Regions from separate parts of the Homo sapiens genome. Here region 1 is linked to region 2. A link is an interaction called in ENCODE POLR2A ChIA-PET data of the cell type or tissue named here. Cell type or tissue: MCF 10A. All regions are shown on one strand. Each heading gives the region's core, and the rest is flanking DNA. Links, peaks and the distances in the headings are about the cores only. Region 1 overlaps TMPRSS11F (transmembrane serine protease 11F). Region 2 has its middle 23 kb from the start of TMPRSS11F.

Region 1 (4,405 bases), core at 264-4,263, 78 kb before region 2:
TTAAATTATCTCTGGATACAGAGATTAAAAATGAGTGTATAATAACCAGGAAGTGTTGGAAGCACTGTAGAAGAAATAAAGACAACATTCTGGAAATACTGGATAAAATACCTACCTGAAAACAGTTGTTCACTGTCCTTACTTAGCTCATAGTTTAGAGGGGTTTGCGGGCGGAGATGTTGGTGAAATCATGCTTTATACATACTTAAAAGGCTTGCTTTTTAAGGCATTTTGAACAAAAGCTGTAACTAATGTCATTATTCTTTAGAAGTGGTGTGACAGGGAGGATCCTTTTGTTTACCAAACCTAGTTTCCTTTGTCTCCTGAGCATAGAGGTAGATTCCATTTCCTGGGCTTTCCTGAGGTTTACTGAAACTTTCTAATGAATCTGGCCAATGAAATATGGAAAGAAATAATGTTCCCCACTTCCAGGTCTGGCTTCTAATAAAACCTCTCATGGCATTTTCCTTGCTCTCACTCTTCCCTTGTCTGCCAACCAGATGCAGAAGATCCAGTGGGCAATTTCATTTCATAATCTTGATTGGCACCCACACCCTTGCCCCAACTTCTGACTCTTTGGACTGTACCATAAAAAGGAAATAAACCTTTACTATATTAAAGCACTGACATTTTGGGGTCTGGTGGTCTGTTAATAGATAAATGATTAAAGAAAGCAGTTATAAAAGAGAATCATTTGATAAACAGTTCAAATATATAAATTTAAATTGTGATGTGCAGGGTTAAAAAGCCTCAAGAAATCTTTTCAGAATGAATTTAATTTGAGAGATAAAAGAAAAGAAGGAAGGAAGAAAAGGAGAAAGGGAAAGAAGGAGAGAGGGAGGAGAGAAAAGTGGAAAGGAGAAAGGAAAAAGTCAAGAAGGTATGAAAGAAAGAAGTGCAAGAGAAAAAGGAAAGACATGAAAAGCCATTTTAAACTAACAATAAACATGCACTGTCATGAAAGAAACACTTTACTGTGGAGAAAGTCATTGTCTTCTGGTGGAGTAGGCTTAAAATGAGGAAAATGAAAAAGACGTTAAGTTCTACTTAGCCCCTAGCTTAAGAGACGGGGGGAAGAGGGAATGTTAACTGTGTCATTCCCCTGTTTCTTGTGTTTGTTTCCTCTTTTTGTATCCAATAGCTGAGATTTTCTTGTCACAAAGCACCTTACGACTTTCTATTGTGATTGGGAAATAAGTAGGAAACCTTGGGCTGCTCAAGATTTATGAAATCTCTGTGTTGCTGTAAAGACTTGCTCAGGGCAGCTAAGCAATTAGGTTCATCAAATACCTCATCTTAACAGTATTAACTTGAAATTATAAACCAAATTTACATACCTTAATTTGATAACATGAGATTTGATAAATCGACCGCCTACAGAAGAATGTCGAAATATCCTAGACATCTGATTTTTAAAAAATAAGTATTAGTCTTCAGAACTTAAAAGTAAAATAAAAAAATAATTTTTTAAAAGAAGTATTAGTCTTAAGAAAAGTGTTATTCCTTGTCTTATCTAGAGACTTGGGCAAAAAAATAAAAATAAAAAAGATTTTCAGCTTATTCCCAGTCATGTTAATGGGTACACTGACAGTTGTAAGACTAAACCTGGGGTCTAATCTTTGTGGAACCAAATAACCACAACAAAATTGTTCAACTTTGCTAAGCCTCTGTAAAATGGGATAACAACAATATCTGCCTTATACAGTTGATTTGAGAATTAAGTGAAATTATGTCACATATTTTACACCTTGTCTGGTATCTACTAAGCTATTGATGATAGTTTTAAATACTGTCAAGTAAATTAAAAGTACATGCTATTTTTTAAGACAGCATCCCTATTTCTAAGAAAGCTTACCTTGTTTGCTGCACTCATCCCAAATATGGCATCTCATCCAGTATTGATAGAATTTGTTGATTTCTTAAATGATTATGTCATCACTAGACCATTTGACATGACTTGAAATGACTTCTGCCATGTGACTCTGACACCCTCACTTGTTAGTCATCTCTATGAGAGACAGGATTTCACAACTGGTACTATGCTTGGGAATAAGTTTCACCACACTCTTATACCATCAGCATTTCATTACTTAGCTTTCCCAGTCTAAGCCATTGGAAATTTTTCAGTATTCAGGAAACTGATTTCATAAAGGGTTCTGATTCCAGCTGGCTATTGAGGCACTGCCTTTTTGTCAAAAAAGCACTGGGCTAGCAGGGTGCAGTGGCTCACGCCTGTAATCCAAGCACTTTGGGAGGCCAAGGTGGATAGATTGCTTTAGCCCAGGAGTTCCAGATGAGCCTGGGCAACATGGCAAACTCCATTTCTACCAAAAATACAAAAATCAGCCAGAGTCATAATCTGGTCTCAAAATAAATAATAAATAGATTAAAAAATTTTTTTAAAAAGCACTGGGCTGAGAGTTATCAGTCGGAATAACAGGTCAATGTAAGTTTACATAAGATCTATTTCCATGGTAAATTTTGCCCCCAATTTCTACATCCTGTCAGAGTAGGGAAAGTCTCCCTCCCCACAAGATTCCTTCCTCTCCCTGACTCTTCTAATGTAGTAATAATGCCCAGTAGACTTTACCTCCTAAATGTTAAATCCACTTTCCTTGATTCAATCTCATTGCTATGGTCTCAAATCAGCTCCTTAGAAACTTGTATTTGGGCCTTTGCAGCAGCCTCCTCATGGCATGTTGATGTGGTTCTACCCTATCTTCTGTCCCCTCAGTTGTTCCCTCCGAATACTGCAACCAGGATGATATCTTTAAAATGCAAACCTGAGTATATTAGACCCTGCCTCAAGTTCAATATTTCCTTCAACACAATCTTACCCCTTCATTGGCCCCTACTTTGCCCCATCCCTACCTTCAAAGTCTCTCTCTCTGTCTGTCTCTCTCTCTCTCTTTCATTTTAAGGTGTTTATTTTGTAAAAGCTTGTATGGCAATATCCTAGACAGGACTTGAACAGGTACTTAATATATACTCAGTGACAAGATTAAGCACATTAAGAGAAATAAAAGAAAACTAGGTCACCAATAACAGTTTATAGGACAATGAACCATTTTCCTGGAAGAAGAAAGATATTCAACATAAGAAAGAATAGGCTGGGTGCGGTGGCTCACACCTGTAATCCCAGCACTCTGGGAGGCCAAGGCGGGTGGATCATGAGGTCAGGAGATCGAGACCATCCTGGCTAACAAGGTGACACCCCGTCTCTACTAAAAATACAAAAATTAGCTGGCCATGGTGGTAGGCGCCTGTAGTCCCAGCTACTCGGGAGGCTGAAGCAGAAGAATGGCCTGAACCTGGGAGGCGGAGCTTGCAGTGAGCCAAGATTAGGCCACTGCACTCCAGCCTGGGCAACAGAGTGAGACTCTGTCTCCAAAAAAAGAAAAAAAAAAAAGAATAAAGAACACTTACAGCAGGAAAAATCAAATTTACATACTTAGAAATTATGTTACAGTTAACAGACAAAAGTTTGCTTAAAGTTATACCTCCTTTCTTGATTTCCATTAAAATAACACAGTTTCTCAGAATAACCATGGAGACATCACCTTTCCACCCAGAGTTGAGAGTAAAACCACTGTCCAAATAACAAGGTCGCCTTCCATGCTTAATATAAGGCATATAATTACCATTTCTAGTTGAAGGCTGGTGATAATTTTTCTGCTTTAACTATAGTCATTGAAAACTGTTATTAAAATTCCTGCTAAAAGGATAGCAATAGCAACAGCTAAAGCTATTCCACAATAGAAAATCAACTGTCTCAATGTCAAAACATCCCCAACAGAGGGCACTGCATATTGGGTGTTTTCTTCCATTAGTTGTGTGATCTGGCACTCTGGTCTGACAATATCAGGCAAAATCACTCCATCGGTTACTTCTCTTTCTGGGATAGGTAGCTCTATTGGGGTAGCTATAGTCTCTTTGTACCCTTTTAGACTAGTTCAAACCTGTGCCTGCTCTGCAACTCTACTCTAGTTTATTCTCAAGATGTACACTAAAGAGAAAAGGTTTTGAAAGACACGCTCAATCCAGACCAGAGTCCTATTATCCCAAGTTTAGCAGCAAACATCAGAGATACTCCCATGGGAAAAGAAAAAAGGTTTTCCCATAACCAATGGCAGTCAAGATAGCACCAATCTTCCATTTTCCTGTGCCTCTCATGACTCCACCAAAGGTACCTGCAAGTGCATCAAATAGATGAAGACGAGCAAAAACAGGCATCACTTGGCTCACAAAGGGAAATAATATCGTTGTCAATGGTAAATACATAGGCAACCACACCCTTCAAAACAACAGTAAAACACTTGCTGCAAGTGTACACACACTGGCACACAGGAGAACAGTAAAGTGGGAACACCAAGCCTGCTCATGATTCCTTGTTCCCACAGCATTA
Region 2 (4,405 bases), core at 206-4,205:
GTATCTTTCTCTTACAAAATTTCCATTGTAAAATTCCTAACCCAAGGCAAATGGATATCCTTGGCATGATGGGGGGTTCTTCATCATGAAAAAATGCAAAAGAGAAAGGCACAATGATGACATTTTTAAAATATTACCTTATTACATATACTTGTCATATTGTATTTCCCACAATACTGTGCTTTTTATAGAGAACATAACGAATGGAATCTTCTGACAGTAATACTATCTCCCATTTTTCCTTAACTATGGAAACCATTAGATATTCTAGTCGCTCATTTTCTTCTATTTTTTTAAATTTTCCCTACTCCACGTGGAACCTCAGCTGAACATCTCCCCTTTTGACTTGTGTGAATTTAGGCTTCCATATTTAACTATGGTTTATCCTTTAACATATCAGTACAGTTATAGGAAACTTCCAGTTAAGAAATTTATAGGAAGTAGAGTATCCCAGTATAAAGATCTTGCATTCTGGAACTCTCAGGATTTTTTCTTAAATCATTAACTCTCTTTTGCTTTTCTCTCTTAAAGGCAGTAATGTAGAATACATTATTAGATTTATAAAAATATACATCCATTCAAAATCATGTACATAGAAAGTGTCTTTAAACAATTACATTATGAGACGAGCATCATAATATGAATGTGTTTAATGTGTGCCTTTGTTAGGCTACAGGTAAGAATAGGATAAGAAAACAAAGCAAGGTTGACATGTATAATACCTTTGGGTTTTTCCCTAACTAGGATCTCAAGTTTCTTGGATGTGTTTTTTAAGGAGTTCTCTTGTGTTGAAATCGTTTATGACTTACCGTCCAATCAGAAATAGCTAAAGGACACATTGTTCCTCTCATTTTCTCACAGCACAACTATGATATACACAATCAAATCCTGAGGAAAGTTGAACTTCATAGACACAATGGTATCTTTACTTATATATGAAAATAGTTTAATGATTTTCAACCTTAAATTTCCAATTATGAAAGCATAACAATCTAGATAAAAAACTACTGATTTTCTATCATGTGCCATATGCCTAATCATATTATGTCTAATCCACAGAAGAGTACTTGAGGTATTATTATCCCCCTTTAATGTATGAAGAAACCAATACTCAGAGAGGTTAATGACCAAATTATAAGTCACACAGCTTGTAAGGAGTAGGGCCAAGATTTTAGTTTGCAGAGATTGACTTTTTCTACTATACTATGTCAGCTATAATCTAGGGGTAAATGTTGATATATGTCGGTCTCTTCTCTGTACTAAAGTTTTCTGCATGCCTCCTCTCCAAAATTTAAGCAAAGGCTGTGAATTAACAGTAACTGCCAATATCTCTCACCTCTTTCTCTAATTCCACAAGTGTAAGGGCTGTTGAATCCCAGACAATGGATATGAGGCCTCTTGGGATCTATATGGCTGACTTCCTGACAGAGTTAACTCATTCTTGGCATCACCACCTTTTACTGAAAGGTGATTTTTAAAAATTAGAAAAGAGATGGTATCACAGAGAGATGGGATTAAGAAAGAGTCAGTGTAGAAGCCCAAATGTCAAATATCTATTGAGCGATTTAAAAGGAAATACAACCAAGATAAATAGACAGCAGAAGCCAGACATAATCCCTGATACTACAAAAAAGCTAAGCCCTCAGCTAAAAAGAAACCAATGAAAATAGTAAGCAAAGAAGCAAGCAGCAGACGAATGGATGATTCAGCTAAGGCTAATTTATCTCTCAAAAAAAATGTCCTTTGTCAGTATAAGAACTGATACCAGAGCATTTTCACAAAGACTACCTGTGATTCAACACAGCAAAGGAAAGACCATGACTCATGACTCACGCAGTAACTGGAGAGACACATCCCAGATGTGAGGGGACAAGAACAGGATATGTTACTCTGATTCAAACTATTTTACCTTACCTCCTTAGTATAATTTTTTAGTTCTGCTTTCTCACTCCTTTAAAAAAATATTATAGACAACAGGAATGGAGACAATGGGCCATTATGACAGTAAGAAGGGGGATGTGTGATAGAAAAGAGAAGATATGTTTCTGCATGTGTGGCTGTGTGTGTGTGTGCGTGTGTGTGCATGTGCGTGCGTGCAATAGAACAAGAACTTGGGAGGGGAGCAAAAATTACACGCTTGAGTGTTTTAAGCATTTTGTTTTGTGGCGGAATATTGAGATATCAATGTCTAAGTCTATGGCATTGTTTATGGTAATGGTTTCATGGGTGTATACTTATCTCCAAACTCATCAAGGTGCACACATTAAATACATACAGCTTTTTTGTATGTCAATTATACCTCAATTAAAAAAAAGATTTGAAAAGAATTCCTTTATTTGTTACATATAGATCAGGCTAGAAATAGGGACAGGGGAAATTGGCATTAATCTGCCAACAGAGATAAAAAGTAGAGTCACCGGATACAATACAAGATGCCCAACTGAATTTGAATTTCAGATGAAAATAAGTTTTGTAGTGTATGGTACATGCAATATTTGACATACTCCTATACCCCAGAACTGTACTGCCCAGGTCTTAAGGTTGCCACTTATTTTCTAAGACAAGCAATATTTAGGACATATTTATTATAAAAATTATTATTGTTTACTAAAATTCAAATTTAACTGGGTGTCTTGTATTTTTATTATAAAATCTGGCAACTTTATTCCAAAGTACATGATTGATCTATGTATATATTTTTCTAAATTTATATTATCATGGGTCTCAGCATGTGTGTGTGTGTGTGTGTGTGTGTGTGTGTGTGTGTGTGTCCATGTGTATGGGGGTGATGAGGGTAGAAGAGAGACAGAGAAAGAGAGAGAGAGGGAAAATTTAGATGACTTTGGATGAGGGATAAGAAATATTATATTCTTCACATTACTAAAATACTTTTATTGTATTAGTATATACAAAATTGTACAAAATTTAGAAAATAAATAAGAATATAAAGTTTTAATATTCATAATCCCATCACCTGGAGATAATCACTCTTAAAATTTTGGGTTTTCTTAACTCTTCACTCCTCATATCCACAAATACAAAACTGTTATGAAATGTTAAGAGCTACATAAATGCTAACATTGATTGCAGACTTAATATATGCCAGGCAATTTACTAAGAGCTTTATGTGGACTAATTCATTATAATCTCAGTGAGAACCCCCTATTCTTGTTACTACTGTTTTACCAATGGGAGAACAATGAATAAGGCACAAAGAAATTAAGCAATATTCCCCAAATTACTCGGTAAATAAGTGTTCCAGCTGGGATTCAAATCTGAGAGGTAGTGCTCTGGAGTGTGGGCTGAAAGACCTTGCCCAAGCTATAATTGAGAGACTGAACTTTATTCAGAGCCATTCACTCATTCATTCATTCCTTCATTCATTCATGACAACATTTAATCTACTAACAATGTGAAAACCACGGACCCCCTTTTTTTTTTTGGCTTTGGAACTAGGAACAAGATATTTCCCACAGAAAAATTAAGCTACTTCTTCAATAGAATGAATAAGTCATTAGCAGTTCCTGTGACTGATCGGAAGTTTAAGAAAACTTTTAGAAGTGAATTTTTCCATATGGCAGAGAATCACAACTGAATTAGATATATTTGGATTTAATTTTCAGCTCTTCTGTTTATTAGTTATATAACATTGTGGAGGTGATATTTCAACCTTAATTTGCAAATTTTTTGATAGAGAAAATAAGAATACTTATCCCAGGGATGGCTTCAGGAAAGTGCAACTTGTGTAGTCTTATAAAGCATCACCCACTAGAATGGCCCTTGCTAGATTTGAAGTTTTATTCTTGCCATATTTAAATTCTTAACAATTTTATATTTGAATGTGCATTTGAGTAGAGGCAACACAATACTCATGGATGACAGCATGAACATGCCACTTAGTCAAGCTGTCAGGTCCTGGGCCTGATGGACAGCACAGGCAGAGAGCAGTGGGTCTGGTTGTCTGGTATGCACGTTCAAGGTGCTGCAGACCTGAGTGGGCTGCCAGGGTGGGAATCGGATCCACACTGGTAAAAACAATGGTGCTAACAGCAACAGAGATAGCAACAAGAATGGCAGTAGCCCTGAGAAATAAGGGCTTCCACATGGAGGCAGAACTGAGATCACTGATCGAAAACCAGCTTGTCTGTCTATCCCCAGAGCAGTCCCTGCAGTGTTTTCACAAATATTAACTCTCCAACGTGAGCACTGACATAAGGGCTGCCACCATAAGGAAATAAACTTTGCCAGTAAATTATTACAAAATAAAAGCATACACATACACACTGTGATAATGAAGCATATCAGGGATTATATCCTTCAAAATGTGTAGGATCTCTAGTTTTATGGATGCATCATATTCCAAGGTGTATATGTACTATATTTTCTTTATCCAGTCTACCACTGA

What was found. ChIA-PET counts read pairs that join two places held together with the same protein. Peaks named below come from ENCODE experiments on the same cell type or tissue, not always from the same donor. Only the 100,000 strongest peaks of a DNase experiment are listed, where the experiment ranks them.
Region 1: POLR2A ChIA-PET joins it to region 2 with 5 read pairs; 2 of 35 experiments call an interaction of 5 or more read pairs at or near these places.

The regions. Positions count from the first base shown.
Region 1 is chr4:68,072,605-68,077,009 of GRCh38, forward strand. It overlaps TMPRSS11F (transmembrane serine protease 11F), which reads right to left. Exons shown (of 10, transcript NM_207407.2): 4 at 1,338-1,405. LOC550113 (a long non-coding RNA gene) reads left to right here. Exons shown (of 3, transcript NR_046116.1): 3 at 501-629. It also overlaps the pseudogene LOC100420693. Among named protein-coding and RNA genes, the nearest start is that of TMPRSS11F, 55 kb to the right of the region's middle. In MCF 10A, for the core only: no CTCF peak of the experiment used is centred there; a DNase peak (open chromatin) is centred at 2,017.
Region 2 is chr4:68,150,840-68,155,244 of GRCh38, forward strand. No RefSeq gene overlaps it. Among named protein-coding and RNA genes, the nearest start is that of TMPRSS11F, 23 kb to the left of the region's middle. In MCF 10A, for the core only: no CTCF peak of the experiment used is centred there; a DNase peak (open chromatin) is centred at 1,812.